Regions from separate parts of the Homo sapiens genome. Here all the other regions are linked to region 1. A link is a contact called in ENCODE Hi-C or POLR2A ChIA-PET data. All regions are on one chromosome and are shown on one strand. The core of a region is the stretch at or near the end of the contact, and the rest is flanking DNA. Distances in the headings are between cores, read along the strand shown. Region 1 holds the start of ZNF202 (zinc finger protein 202). Region 2 holds the start of TBCEL-TECTA (TBCEL-TECTA readthrough). Region 3 holds the start of CDON (cell adhesion associated, oncogene regulated). Region 4 holds the start of RPUSD4 (RNA pseudouridine synthase D4). Region 5 holds the start of HYLS1 (HYLS1 centriolar and ciliogenesis associated).

The links. Hi-C counts contacts between places; a loop is a spot of excess contacts on that map. ChIA-PET counts read pairs that join two places held with the same protein, here RNA polymerase II (POLR2A). Pooled maps may share reads with other maps.
Region 2: a map of CD4-positive, alpha-beta T cell shows a loop between it and region 1 (8-fold over the local background). The contact joins the promoter of TBCEL-TECTA here to the promoter of ZNF202 in region 1. A Hi-C loop is called at or near these places in 1 of 168 maps with a recorded cell type or tissue (CD4-positive, alpha-beta T cell) and 5 of 50 pooled maps. POLR2A ChIA-PET finds 5 or more read pairs at or near these places in 1 of 52 experiments (Caco-2).
Region 3: a map of CD8-positive, alpha-beta T cell shows a loop between it and region 1 (8-fold over the local background). The contact joins the promoter of CDON here to the promoter of ZNF202 in region 1. A Hi-C loop is called at or near these places in 3 of 168 maps with a recorded cell type or tissue (CD4-positive, alpha-beta memory T cell, CD8-positive, alpha-beta T cell and naive thymus-derived CD4-positive, alpha-beta T cell) and 11 of 50 pooled maps.
Region 4: a map of CD8-positive, alpha-beta T cell shows a loop between it and region 1 (14-fold over the local background). The contact joins the promoter of RPUSD4 here to the promoter of ZNF202 in region 1. A Hi-C loop is called at or near these places in 2 of 168 maps with a recorded cell type or tissue (CD8-positive, alpha-beta T cell and naive thymus-derived CD4-positive, alpha-beta T cell) and 12 of 50 pooled maps.
Region 5: a map of B cell shows a loop between it and region 1 (18-fold over the local background). The contact joins the promoter of HYLS1 here to the promoter of ZNF202 in region 1. A Hi-C loop is called at or near these places in 2 of 168 maps with a recorded cell type or tissue (B cell and naive thymus-derived CD4-positive, alpha-beta T cell) and 12 of 50 pooled maps.

Annotation. Positions count from the first base shown.
Region 1 is chr11:123,740,342-123,743,041 of GRCh38, reverse strand. It overlaps ZNF202 (zinc finger protein 202), which reads left to right and starts at 1,382. Exons shown (of 9, transcript NM_003455.4): 1 at 1,382-1,493; 2 at 2,506-2,625. RefSeq lists enhancers at 200-797, 1,787-1,996 and silencers at 1,387-1,436, 1,477-1,606.
Region 2 is chr11:121,022,818-121,025,517 of GRCh38, reverse strand. It overlaps TBCEL-TECTA (TBCEL-TECTA readthrough), which reads right to left and starts at 1,416. Exons shown (of 30, transcript NM_001378761.1): 1 at 1,227-1,416. TBCEL (tubulin folding cofactor E like) reads right to left here and starts at 1,416. Exons shown (of 9, transcript NM_001363644.2): 1 at 1,227-1,416. RefSeq lists silencers at 1,163-1,432, 1,453-1,602.
Region 3 is chr11:126,061,475-126,064,174 of GRCh38, reverse strand. It overlaps CDON (cell adhesion associated, oncogene regulated), which reads left to right and starts at 1,309. Exons shown (of 20, transcript NM_001378964.1): 1 at 1,309-1,596. RefSeq lists silencers at 722-811, 882-1,551.
Region 4 is chr11:126,210,258-126,212,957 of GRCh38, reverse strand. RPUSD4 (RNA pseudouridine synthase D4) reads left to right here and starts at 1,308. Exons shown (of 7, transcript NM_032795.3): 1 at 1,308-1,508; 2 at 1,903-2,068. The coding sequence starts at 1,320. FAM118B (family with sequence similarity 118 member B) reads right to left here and starts at 1,176. Exons shown (of 9, transcript NM_024556.4): 1 at 1,128-1,176. RefSeq lists an enhancer at 1,294-1,523.
Region 5 is chr11:125,886,256-125,888,955 of GRCh38, reverse strand. HYLS1 (HYLS1 centriolar and ciliogenesis associated) reads right to left here and starts at 1,288. Exons shown (of 3, transcript NM_001134793.2): 1 at 1,191-1,288. RefSeq lists silencers at 711-1,100, 1,201-1,250, 1,341-1,390 and an enhancer at 1,531-1,580.

The DNA of each region.
Region 1 (2,700 bases), core at 133-2,632:
GAGGGCCCAAATAGTATAAAAAGGCAGAGGAAAAGTAAATTCACCTCTCTCTTCTTGAGCTGGGACATCATCTCCTCCTGCTCTCTGGCCTTCAGACACCAGCACCTCAATCCCTTTCCAGTTCTCAGGCCTTCAGCTTTAGACTGAATTATACCACCAACCTCCTTATTTCTCCAGCTTGCAGTAAGCAGATGGTGGGACTTCTCAACGTCCATAATTATGTAAGCCAACTCCTTATAATAAATCTCCTTTTATATGTTTATACATACCCCGTGTGAAAGGAAAGTGATTTGGGGCCCCCAAAATCACTAAAGGGAAAATTCATGCTGGGAACTGCTTAGGGCAAACCTGCCTCCCCTTCTATTCAAAGTCACCTCTCTGCTCACTGAGATAAATGCATATCTGATTGCCTCCTTCCGGAGAGGCTAATCAGCAACTCAATGCAACCATTTGTGTCTTATCTACCTATGACCTGGAAGCCCCCTCCCCGCTTTGAGTTGTCCTGCCTTCTGGGTTCACACCTATTAGTTCTGTTTCGCTAATACACTGCCACTCCACCAAAAGTAACTAATCCTTTGGTTCAAACCCAGTAAACAGATCCCAGCAATGTGTCCCATGAAAAGGAAGTGGCACATGGCACGTGGAGAGTGGTGACTTACAGGGTAAAAGGGACAGAGAGCAAAGGAAAATGTCAAGTATGGGCAGAAAGGTCACCGAACGGACAAAAATGAACAAATGAGATCAGGGAAGACAGCCTGAAAGTAAAGAAATACGAAGCAACACTCAAAGGAAAAGAAAGAACAGTGATACCATAACTATTTTCTTTCTGAGCTTCTGATGTTCCATTCAGTTCATGTGCAATGTATCATTTAGTCCTCAGAGTAACGGTATTATTATGCCCGTTTTATATGATGCACAATAGGGTTCAAAGATGGAGAGATTCGGCCGAGGCCCTGCTGCTGATGGTGACTGCAAGAGCCAGTATTCAAACCTAACGCTGCCCTTTTCTACCATGTTGCAGCGGACAATGCAAAGAAAAAAAAATCAAGAAAAACACGTAGAGGTATCCAAATGAAAACAAACACACAAAAGATCAAAAACAGAAAAGAAAAAAGAAAAGAAAAAGAAAACCCTTGCAGAAGGTATGCCTGTAAATGAAAGGCCCAAGATGTTAATTTATTCGCTGCAGAGTGGAGTTAGGGGTCGCGGACGGCAGCTGTGGGGTCCGAGGCTTCTTCGCACTGGGTCCTTGGGGAGCACTGAGCCGCAACCCGCGGAGGGCGCATAGAGAGGATCAAACCTCCCACAGCCTAGAAAGGCTCCTACTCGGCGAGAAGGCGGGGCGAGCGATCGCTTCCGGTTCCGGGCGCAAAGGCCCCACGTGTTCCGACCCGCTAGGCCCCGCGCGGCTCGGATCCGGCGGCGCTGTTTCGGTCGGGAGTGGGTGGGAGAGAAGCCGGGGCAGGGGAGGAGCCGCCGGAGCTGTCGGAGCCGTGAGTCCTGAGTGGGCTGGGCTGGGCCGGGCCGGGCTGGACCGGGCCGGACCAGATCGGGCAGAGCCGGGCAGGGCGGGGAGGAGGGGGAGGGACCGGAGACCCCGCCCCCCAGAGTCTGGGGAAATCGCCGTGTCCTGGGGAAGGGGTGGCGGCGGTGTACTGAGGGTGCCGAGACGTTGTGGTCTCTGTGTTTCCTGGTGGCCGGAGCCAGTATCTCCGGGGACACGGATGGCGCTCCCGGCTTCCTTTCCTTTCCAGCCACCGCCCTCCGCCCCCTCCTGGGGCCTGCAGAAATGTAGTTAGTCCGTACCTCGTACCTCCTAACGCTTCCGCGCCAACTGTCCCCCCGGAACCGAGGGAGGAGTGGTCTAGGCCCCTTTATTTTCCGCAGCTTTTTCTTACCCCTCCTCTCAGATTGCTTAAGATCATCTCCGCGGGCTCCTTGCCCCGGCTAGCCCCATCTCCTTACACCACCAAGCCCCCCTCAGCCCCCCAGCACACACCCAGATACACTCACCCGTGATCTTGTCACCTGTGATGATAGTAGTCCTTGGCGTCCATTTGGCCAGAGGCTTTTCAGCTGCCACTGTGACAGACCCTGAGGTCCCCTCAAGCCAGTAGCTGCTGTCTCCACTTGCAACTTTCCTCTCCTCCCACTCCTAACAGCCAGTTTTGGCACCTCTTCTCAGCACCTGCGTTACTTTTAGCAGGAGTATACCTACTTCTTGAGTGTCTTGATTAAAAATTTGTTTTTGTGCCATGGATAGGCTGTGTTCCTTCAGAAAGGTGTCAGTCTAATTTTTGTTTTTCTGAACAATGAATGTTCTCATCTTCTAGGCGCTTTGATAACCCTGTCTGCCTTGGAATCTGTACTGACCTCCCCAGAGGGAGACTCTTAGACCCAGCCTTTCTTGAACAACCTTGGTCCTGGGGAGCAGCGCTAGATCCCAGGCTCTCAATTAGAGGCTGGGCTTAGAACTGTTGCTTTTTCTCTATCCACGCTCTGCAGGTGACACCCAGGGCAGCTACACTCAGAAGCCACAAGGAATGCTAGTGGAGCCCCTCATCCCTCCCAGCTTCTCTTCCAAGCTGCCCCGTGGGGCTTGATCCAGGAAGCTACTTCAGAAAGGTTGTGGGATAGCCTTGGGAGGAGGTTTGTTGGTGGGAAGCGTGTGAACGCGGAGCAGTCTGGGATAACTTTCTG
Region 2 (2,700 bases), core at 167-2,666, 2.7 Mb after region 1:
CATATAATAAGGGTAAATACTGCTTTGTGAAAGTTTCCCTTCATACCTACGTATGTACTAGATCTGAATGTAAGACATACTTATTACTGTGGGGCATAATTTTTTTTTTTTTAAGTTTGAAAGCTACCACCCTAGAGATCTGGGTCTAATGCATCTCAGGACCCAAAGAGTGAATGTTTTCCTTAGTCCTCAGCACCTATTCATACTCTTTGCTCAAGATAGACTACTGGAAACGTAAGAGCTCCACAGCAGCATGACATGAACAAGGGACAAGCCCCAGCTCAGCCTGTATTTGGACTTGAAAGCATTACCAACTTCTCTCAACAGCCCTAGGCGTTGCCTACAAGCTCTTTGTAGCCTAGCAACCTTCACAGTAGAGCTCCTCCTTTCTCCACTGACTGTATACAGTTCAACACTTCCAACCAACTTTCCTCAACTACAACTTCTGGAATCACTGTGTCCCAAGAAAAGACTATTAAATCTCCTCTCTTCACCAATTCCCAGAATGTCTTCCTACTAGCGGACCTAGAACTCAACAGAGAAGCTCCACACAGATCCTTACTTCCCCCAAGATCCCACGACAAGGCACCCGCCTGTCAGTCCAACACCCTCGTTCTCAGTCTCCCAACCTTGGGGCAAATCTTTTCTCCCAAAAGCCCTTATTCAATTACCACATCCACATCCTTTTATCAGCCCCTGGTAAGAGCAGGCCTAATGTCCCAAGGGCCTAGACATGCCCGTCCTTCCCCCAGCAAACCTCCCTGGGGACATGTCCTCTTTTCTGGGATTCAGTAGTTCAGAGACAAGTTTCCTATTTCCCCAGCAGTCCCAGACACGTCTCCCTCTTCTAACAGCTGGGAGGCATCTACCCATCCCCCACGCTGGGGCAAGGTGAGACGCCTAGATTCTCCCAGGAACCCGGGCAGGCTCCCCAACACGCCCTCCTCCAACCCGGGACCAGTCCCCCAGCCCAGCCCAGCCCAGCCCAGCCCAAGACCCTCCCAGCTCCGCCATAGCCCAGGCCAGGCAGGCCCCATCCTCCCTCTAGCCCCAGGGCAGGTCTCCCATCCCCACAGCTGCTCGAGACAGGCCCCATGTGGCTTTCACCCTTCCCCGAGTGTCCTATCCCAGCACCCTGCAGGAGCGACCCTCCGCGCCTCGGCTCCAGAGGGGAACGCCTCGGGCCTCGAGAGCCCGGCAGAGCCAGCGGGCCCGGCTCCACTCACCCCTCAGCCCGGGAGGCGGGGGAGCTACTGCGGCGGCTCCTCTGGCTGCGCCTCTCCTCCCCCCTCCCGGCCACCGCTGTCGCCGCCGCTCAGCCTCGGGCCTGGTCCCGGCCAGCCCCGGCCCGGCGCCGCTTCACCTAGTCCCCCACTCTGGCCGCCGGAGCCCAGTGTCCTGCATTGACCCGGAAGCAGCTTTCCCGGCCCAACAACAACACGTGACCCCGCCGCACGTGTCACGTCCGCTGCGTGAATGGGAGGGGGCGCCGGAGGAGCGGGTCCTCCCCAACCGCGCTGGGGTTGCCATGGCGACGGGGATGGCTGCACTGGCTTAGGCTTTACCACAAACACCTCATCTGCTCTTTCTCGTGCCCACCCATTGAGTGGACAATCCCCAGGGGCAGAACAGGAGTACACATTGTCATATCAGAGGACAATAGGGGCTGCAGAAAAGAGCATTGGGCTGAACCTTTCCAGAAACACTTGGAATCTTGGCCTGGCTCTGTTACTGATTTGCTGTGTGACCTTGACCAAGTCTCTTCCTATCTCTGGCTTCAGTGTCCTCAACCATAAAATGAGGGAACTATACTAGATGAGCCCTCAGGGTATGGTGGCAGTCTGACCTTTCTTCTGTGCCCCCTTCACAAGTGGCATCCCGAGCTTCCAACACCAATGTAGTAACAGCAGCTTTCATTTATTGAGCACTTTCTAGGTACAGGCACTGCGCATGTGCTATTTTTAATTTTTACAGCCCTCCAAAGAGATGGTATTTATAGAATTGAAAACAAGTTCAGAGTGCTTAAGTGATCTGCCCAAGACCACCCAGTTAGTAAATGTGACCAGGGTGAGATTTGAATCCAGGTCAGGCTGGCACCAGGGTCCATGCACTTCACTTTATGCCACGCTATTGCTCCAACTCCATGCATAGTATTACTATATCTGACTGTTGAGCTGTGATTGCTTATGTACTCCTTCGTCCATTTCTTTTGCAGAAACATACATGGAATAGGCGTGGTGCTGGCTCAACCCCAAGTGAATTCAGCCTTGTATGGGAATGTCCCCTGAAGTGCTAGGAGATGAAGATGTCTTTGTGCATAAAGTGTATGTGCTTCTGTGTGGTGTGTGCCAGAAAAGACGTGGGGGATGTAATGTGCATGTGCATGTCTGCATTGGTTTCTAGAAGGGGGAAACAAAATTATTTAGGACAGACCCAATAGCACCTTACCATCATCAGTTCCTGGAGACTTATTTTTGTCATTCTGTTTTGTTTTCTCATATCCCATAGGTAGGGTTAGACAGGGTAGAGAGGAAAAAAAAAAGCCAGAAGGTCATGGGTAAAGAAACTGCTCTGAGTATAAAGGGGATGATTAGCCAAGAATTGTATCTTAGGTTGCTCAGGAAGGGGCTTTACTCCCCCTTCCACAGAGAACAGAGTGCCTTTCTTGGCAATTTAAGAATTACTGGCTTTCAGAGCACT
Region 3 (2,700 bases), core at 60-2,559, 2.3 Mb before region 1:
TGAGACTCCGTCTTAAGAAAAAAAATTGTGTTTTTTTTTTCCGTCCTGTACTGACTTTCTTTCCAGGGGCTTTACAAAAACCCTGAATCTAGCTAATGCAGAAAGCTAACCTGCTTGAACAATACCACACTTTCAAAGCATTTCTTTTTAAAATTCACGTAAGAAGGTAAGGGAGGACTGGCATATTTCTCCTGAAGTTCAGTACTGAGTATTTATAAACTTAACTATTATTAGGGATCCTTTTGTAGTTAAGCTAATAGTAAGTAATGATGATGGGGAAAAAAAAGAGCTAACTGCTAATAATAACAATTTATAAAGAAGTTACAGTCCTTGAATGCCCACTGAGTGGCAGGTGCTTTTCACAAAGTATCGTATTTACGCTTCACAGCAACATTTTGAATAGAAATTTATTTTTCCTTTTTCTGTTTGAACAACTGAAGTTCATTGAGTTCAGATAACTTGGGGCAGGTCCAACGGACGAGTTGGAAAGACTCTGGGGCCAAAGGCTCACACCACGCCTCTCCTAGCCCCTGAGTTTTGCTACCTGCTTGCGTTTATGTGCAGGCAGGGCGGGTGGGTGGTGGTGGGGGAATCAGATGAAGCTGCCTAAGGAATTAAACATGGAAAGTGGTGGAAAGGCGAAGGAGGTATAAGCGGTGGGCCGCTGGAACCCTAAGAGAGACCAGGCAAGAACCGGGAGAAGGGATGCACCCGTTGGCGGCTCAGAGAACTTAGGTAGAGGCGAGGGGCGGGGCGGGGCGAGGGGCGGGGCCTGAACGAGGCTAGGGCGGGGCCCGAACGAGGCTAGGGCGGGGCCCGAACGAGGCTAGGGCGGGGCCTCGGGGGACAGAGTCGACCATTTGGAGACCTGCCAGAAGAGCCGTCTCTCCAAGGGAATGAAAGGTGAGGGGAGCGTGAGTGCAGGCATGATGGGAATCTCCGTGACTTGGTAAGGCAACTCACCCTTACCTGTCCTACACCCAAGAAAAGCCTCTTCTATGCTCCCCTGGGGTATCTCTCTTGCAGAGTAGGCAGGTCAATGACGAGGAGAGGGTCCTGCCCAGAGCGTGCCCCCCTCCGTCACTTGGTACGGCCCGTGCCCCCGCCGCTGATCTGGCAGGCTGCGCGCGCACACTCCGGCCGGGTGCGGGCCGGCGGGGCACAGCGGCCTCTACGGCCCGCCTCCGTCAGTCATTCCCCGGTCCCTCCTCCCGCTGCTCGCGTGCTCCGGGCCGGCCCAGCACCCTCCGAGTTACGTGCCCGCGCTCCCCGGCGGGGAGGAGCGCAGCCGCGGGGGCGCGCCCCGGTGACTCCGCCCCTCAGCTCCCCTCCCCTGAGCCCGGGAGCCCGGCTCGCGCGGCTAGGTGCGAGGAGACCCGGGACCCCACGCCCGCCCGCCCTGCCCAGCGCCCCAGCCCCGGCGTGCGAGGCGCCGCTCCCTCCTCTGCCCTGCGCGGTGCATGGAGGGGCCCGTTCGGATCGCAGCCGCCGCCACCGTAGCCGCCGCCGCGCGCGCGCGGGGGGATGACCTGGGGGTGGCTTTCCGAGCCGGCTGCAGCGCAGGAGGTCTGGAGGCTTAGCCAGCCCCGCGGAGAGGTGCGGGGGTGGGGGTCCCGCCGCAGGGTCGGAGGGAGGGGTGGCGCGCGGGCACTGGGCTTGGGGGGCCTTGGCTTAGGGGACGGGAGGTCCCGGGGACGGGCGGGCCGGCGTTCCCTGGAGGGCGTGGGGGTGCAGGGCTGCGTGCGGGGTCTGGATGCTGATGCTTGCCCGGCGGGGAGCCCCGGCGTTCCGCGTCCTCGGGGGCTCGGAGGCACCTCGCGGGAGGAGGCGGGGTGAGGTGTCAGTGACACGACGAAACCTCTTCTTGACGATGGTCCTCGGGGGCAGGTGAGATGCCGCAGAGCGGGGAGCTAGGGCGCCCGCGCGTTTTCCCAAGGGAGCCGGGTCCCTGGCCTCTCTCAATCTCCATCCCTGCAGAGCGCCCGCGAGAGACAGTGATTTATGTGTAGGGAGAAGCAAGAGAAATTTCCTGCACAATGTATCTTTCTCTGCCTTCACAAGACTCACTGACTTCCCAGCCCCAGGGAGTGTATTTTTCCTTCTCCTCTGTAAAGCTTTCTGTGGATTGCATTATCATTTGCTAAATACATTACAGCTCGCTATTTATTTCAGTCGGCAGCTTCCAGACCTTTGTTGCTTTCTCTCCACATCTAGGAATTTCAGCAATAAATCACTGAGGGGGATAGATAGACTCTCTTGCCCTTCCCTTCATTGTTCTCCCTAACCCCACCAAATCAGGTGGAAGGCTCTCCAAAAGGAGCTGTTTCCAGAATGCCTGCCCTTCCTCATCAGGACGACAGAGGGTGGCAGGTGCTTTAAGGGCAGACTGCTTTCCAGTGGGAATCCAGAATTTAGAGAACCTCATCAACAGAAAGTCAGCCTTTGTGTCCCAAACCAGACACCTTGAAAAACAGGAGGTTGGACTAAAAGCTCACATGAGATTTATTTTCAGGCCTATGCCAGTAAAGATGAAAGACGCCAAGTCAGTGAATTCTGATTCCTTTCGGCGCTGATAACATAACCCTCAAATTCCCAACTGACACTTGGCATACCTAGTGGACAGTGTCTCCAAGGAGAGGAAGGTGGGGAGGGTGTTAGAAAATGAAATGAGTTTATTGTCAGCATAATTCTAAACATTCT
Region 4 (2,700 bases), core at 59-2,558, 2.5 Mb before region 1:
ATCAAACCCTTTCCTTCCCCATCTGTCCTGCATTCAACTGCCAGATTCATTTCCAGAATTCCACTTTCAAGGAGTCTCTCTGCCCTACTCGAAAAGCTTCAAAGACTCCTCACTACGTATCACCTCTAGTTCAAACTCTTCAACTTGAGTCTTCTATGAGTAGCTCCACCTGATCAACTTTGTTTCTTGTTGGTACGGCTCCCTTCTGCCAAACCCTTTAGGAGGTGTAGAACCCAAATCTAATTCAACTACCTATTCTCTAATAACTCCTCAGGCAGCCTTCATTCCAAGCAGTCTTAAAAAATTGTTCCTTCTATCGTCACAGATCCATTAGTTTTCAGGACATTCTTTCTGAACTCAGCATAAGCTTTCCTCTTAACAAATGGCAGGTATATCCCAAGTTATTTTTAACACTACCATCCCAAACAGATGTTTATCTTCCCAGCCACCCCTGAGTGAAATCAGAGGGAGTCGCCTGCAGTTCGGGCAAGGGAATCCCAACATCGCATCTCGTGAGAGGAGGTATGGTGTGGTTGCAAACTATGGAGAGGAAAAATAAAGGAAACAGGAAAAGTGAAGGTCTGTGCTCCGTTCTTTCAGCTTTTTCTTTAGGAGGAGTAGGGAAGGTAGGGAGGAGACCCCCAAGAAATGAATTCTTGAGGAAGGGCAGAAAAAACACTCACAGTGCTTCCTAAGTAGGAAATAGGTGCTGGGGGCCCTGGATAAGGGAAGGGGCCGTCATCCTTAGGAGAAGGGTACAGGTTACAACGCGAAACAAAGAGGCTGGGAGTTGGAAGATGAAGGGTGGAGAGACTACAGAGATCCGGGCATCCGATCAAGAGGGTCCCCGACGCGTCCCGCAGGGGACTGGCGGATCACCGGAGATTCAGTGGCTAAGAGGGACGGCGTCGGTGCCTAGGAGGGCTCTGGGGCGAGCGTTTATGGGACATCGCTCCTAAGGGGGCGCGGGGGCGGGGAGGAGTTTTTGAGTGGGATCGTGTACCAAAAGGAGAAACGTTTCTCAGACCAGTGCTCTTCTTGAACGGAAATCCCGGGGACGCAGAAAACGTTAAACCGTTGAGGCACCGGCATTTCCCAGCCCCAGCCCGGCTTCCCTACACACTCACCGAGTCTCCTCCAAACGCCACTGCTCCAGCTGCAGCTACCGGCCGGCGCAGCCGCACTGAGCGCGCACCGTCCCCACGTGACTCGCCCAGGCCCCACCCCGCACCACGTGACCTGCAGGGCCCACCCACTCCCGCCTCATTGTAGTCGCCCTTCTCCACGTGGTCTTGGCTCGCCCCGCCCTTCCTTGTAAGATGGCGGCGCCCAGGTGGAGCGCGTCGGGCCCCTGGATCCGGGGAAACGGCCAAGGTTGCGGGAGTCTCTTCACTCTCGTCTCAAAGCCATTTTGTGCCGCTGCCGCTGCCTCTACGGCCATAAATGCCCAGAGATTAGCGGAGAAGCTCCGAGCCCAGAAACGGGAACAAGACACAAAGAAGGAGCCGGTGAGTCCAAAGGGACCAGAACTCCCTAGAGGCAGTGCGCTCATTGGTTTCCCAGACGGGGAGTAGGTAGGAGGGTCCTCTGAGTGAAAGCGTGTGAGTCAATAGCCCGGACGCAAGGTGGGAGAATGGGGAGAAGGCGGAGGGGAGGGGTCAGTAAGGGTACGGTGTTTTCCCGTGAGCTGGATCTTTGGCTACTGTCAGGCTCAGTCCTAACCACTGCGTCGGTACGCAGGTTAGACAGATGGGTATCTCTGCTCTCAAATTAGTCGAAGGCGGCGCGGGTCTGATGCAAAGATAGTCATTCCCTACTCAGATTCTCACCCAGACCTTTATGGAAGGTCTTCTCCACGGCTTCCGCACCAGGCATTCCCCACGGCTCCTTCTTTCTCCCTAGGTGTCCACAAACGCTGTTCAGCGGAGAGTGCAAGAAATAGTGCGGTTCACACGGCAGCTGCAGCGAGTCCACCCCAACGTGCTTGCTAAGGCACTGACCCGAGGAATTCTCCACCAGGACAAGAACCTTGTGGTCATCAATAAGCCCTACGGTCTCCCTGTGCATGGTAAGGACCACGCGGGAAAGGTGGAGGAACCTGCAGCTGCTTTCTGCTACAACCGAGGAAAACTGAGACGTTACTTGTGGTGCACTCTAAAGCCTTGCATTCAAATTAATTAAACTTTTGTAAACTACCGTCCAATATAAGGAACCACCGAGAACACAGAAATAAATAAATAAGACAGTCCTCCCTTTCTAAACATCTGACAGTAAGCAATTCGTAGAATACGCTGTGTGCAGACTACAGGGATCGCTGTAGAGATATACAAAGGCTGTGTGGTTCTAGACTAAAGGTTATCTTCCATCAGAACTGGGAATGAGAAAATGATACATAAGAAAAAAGGGGGTGTGTGTGTGTGTGTGTGTGTGTGTGTGTATGTATGTTGGAGTATATGTAACATACAACCCCAGAGTGACTGGAATTTAGTGGACCTTCAAATGTCTTTCAACAGATGTTGCATGTAGTTGTCAGGGACAGCTGAAGTGAATCAGGAAAGATTGATTTAAAAAATGCATTTGTGAAAGAGGGAAAAGGCCCATTTTAGCTAGAAGAAGGTAATGCTTTTTGGGGAGATACGGAGATAGTTGTTCACAAAGACAAGGAATTAAATCACATCACCAAGTGTTTGTATAATTTTT
Region 5 (2,700 bases), core at 39-2,538, 2.1 Mb before region 1:
TTTCTTTCTTCTTTACACGTACTAAATGTTGCTCGGATTGCTAAAAACATGTACATACTATGTTTGCATTCTTGTCCGATTTATGTCCTTGGAATAAACTCCTGGAATTGGATTATGACTTAGAAGTTATGGTACTACTTGAATTCTGATTTATGTTTTTCTTTTCTCTTTTTTTTTTTTTTTTTTGAGACAAGAGTCTTGCTCGGTCGCCCAGGCTGGAGTGCAGTGGCGCGATCTCGGCTCACTGCAACCTCTCCCTCCCGGGTTCAAGAGATTCTCCTGTCTCGGCCTCCCGAGGAGCTGGGACTACAGGCGCCCGCCACCAAGCCCGGCCAATTTTTGTATTTTTAGTAGAGACGGGGTTTCACCGTATTGGTCGGGCTGGTCTCGAACTCCTGACCTCACGTGATCCGCCCACCTCGGCCTCCCAAAGTGCTGGGGTAACAGGCGTGAGCCACCGCGCCCGGCCTGAATTCTGATTTATAATGCCAAACTGCCCTCTAGAAAAACAGATTATCCCCAGCACACAGGCCATAAAGGTGCTTGCTTTCATTTCTTCACTCTCTCAGCAGCATGGGGTACTGAAAAATCTTACCAATCTAAAAAGATATCTTAATGTTTTTCTTTGCCTGCTTAGTGAGATTGTATACTGTTTAGAATAAAAAAGATTTATTTCCATTTCGGGGTGGACAAACACCTTGGACGGTTCCATGCTGCAGTCCACAAAAGGTGCAGCTAGAAGGCGACAAGACACGCTCCGCCTTTCAACGGCAAAGCTCGCAGTCGCCCCGCCTGGCCGTGGGCGTGGCTTGGACCCAGGTCGCTAGCGGCCTTCGGGACTCCCCTCCAGCCCTGGGGCCGTCCCCGGCCTCCGCCTGGTCCCAGGGGCGCGGCCCAGGAGCTCAGAAAGGCCACCGGGGCAAAGACCGCGGCGGCGGCCAGCGCACACCGTGACCTCCAGGGGCTGCGGCCCGCCGCGCACATCGCCTGTAGCTCACGCTGCCCCGGCCGCCTCCCTCAGGAACGCAGACGTTGGGGACGGCTCGCCAGGCAGGACCTGGAATCCACGGAGGGAAGCTGCCACTCTGCACCGTCCCGACGGTGGGAAAAGGAGCGAGGGCTCCCGCCGCAGTGGGCCGGCAGCCACCAGGTCCCCGCGTCCCTCCGCTTCCGGCCTTCGCCCGGCTTACCCGCGTCGCGGAAGTCCGCTCTCTGCACCGCGTCCTGCCAGTCGCCAGCAGAGCACCGCAGATTCTGTTAGCTTTCGCGTAACTTGCGCAGGCGCACTGCCGGCCCACGCGCCGAGCCTGCGGTTAACCGCCGACCGCTGAGGTTTAAATCCGGAGAGCGAACCGGCACCCTTGGCCCGGTCCGCCCTCCCTCTTATTGGTCCTGAGGGTAAACGTCCTCCAAGTCTGTATCCTGATTGGCGCACATTTTGTCTGGGCCTTCTCCGCCGGCGGGAGCATGCCCGGGATTTCCAATGTGGCCTTAAAAATATCCGAGCCCGCCTAGCTGAGGCGCGCAGGCAGCAGCCGTTGCTGCGACGCCTCTGGTGTACTAAATCTGGAGGGGAGGTTGGGCCCTCGAAGAGAAGGAGAAGACCCTCAAACCTTGGCTAACGGCGACATAGCTGGCTTTTTGGAGAGGCCGCCTAACGGTCTGCCACTTCATTGGAATCAGCCTCCGCCCTTCTCAACTGGCTGCTGCGGGGCCAGTGGTGCCGGGAGACGAGGGCGGGCGCTCAGGGACGGTTCGAACAGTCTGGGGTGAGTCCGCCTGTGCGCTCTAGACGTTTCCTTGGGGCCTGAGAGAGCGGCTGTATGAAACCCTGGCGCACTGAGCTCTTCCTTTCCTCTGCATGGTGTGCAGGGCCCTGGCGTGACCCGTGGCTGCGTCTCCACAGCTCCTCCCACGTTACTCTAACTGTGCTCCAGCCACCGACTGCCTTGCTCCGACATGCACTTGTTTTCTTTTGGAATGTGCCTGTCTCCTTCACATGGTGTTACTCTCAACTTTTTTTTTTTTTTTTTTTTGAGACGGAGTTTCCCTCTTGTTGCCCAGTTGCCCAGGCTGGAGAGTAGTGGCGCGATCTCAGCTCTCTGTAACCTCTGCCTCCCAGGTTCAAGCGATTCTCCTGCCTCAGCCTCCCGAGCAGCTGGGATTACGGGCGAGCACCACCATGCCCGGCTAATTTTGTATTTTTAGTAGAGATGGGGTTTCACCATGTTAGTCAGGTGATTCTACCCCCTCGGCCTCCCAAAGCTCTGGGATTACAGTTGTGAGCCTCTGTGCCCAGCCACTAATTTTTTTTTTAAACCCGATGTTTTAACTCTTTTTGCATCTGTACCTGTAAAAAAAAAAAAAAAAAAAAAAAAAAAAATCTAGTGCTTGGGGATTGCTGAGGATGAGATCTGTAAAAGCAAGAGGAGAGGCCCTCAGGGTTCAATATCCTAGTCAATACCAAGCAAACCTATCTCAACTGGTCTTGAGTCCTGAGCATTGCATTTTCCACCTTAAACAAATAGGTGCTAGTTGTCAAGTTCATCTTACACCATTTCTTAAATCCAGGATTCAGTGGGAGGGGAGAAATGTTTAATCCTTTTCCTCCAAACACTTCGTATTATCTCTTACTCTCCCTCTTTGCCTCAGGGCCTTTGTGCTACCTCTAAGGCACTTTGAATTTGTGGGAGGAAGAAA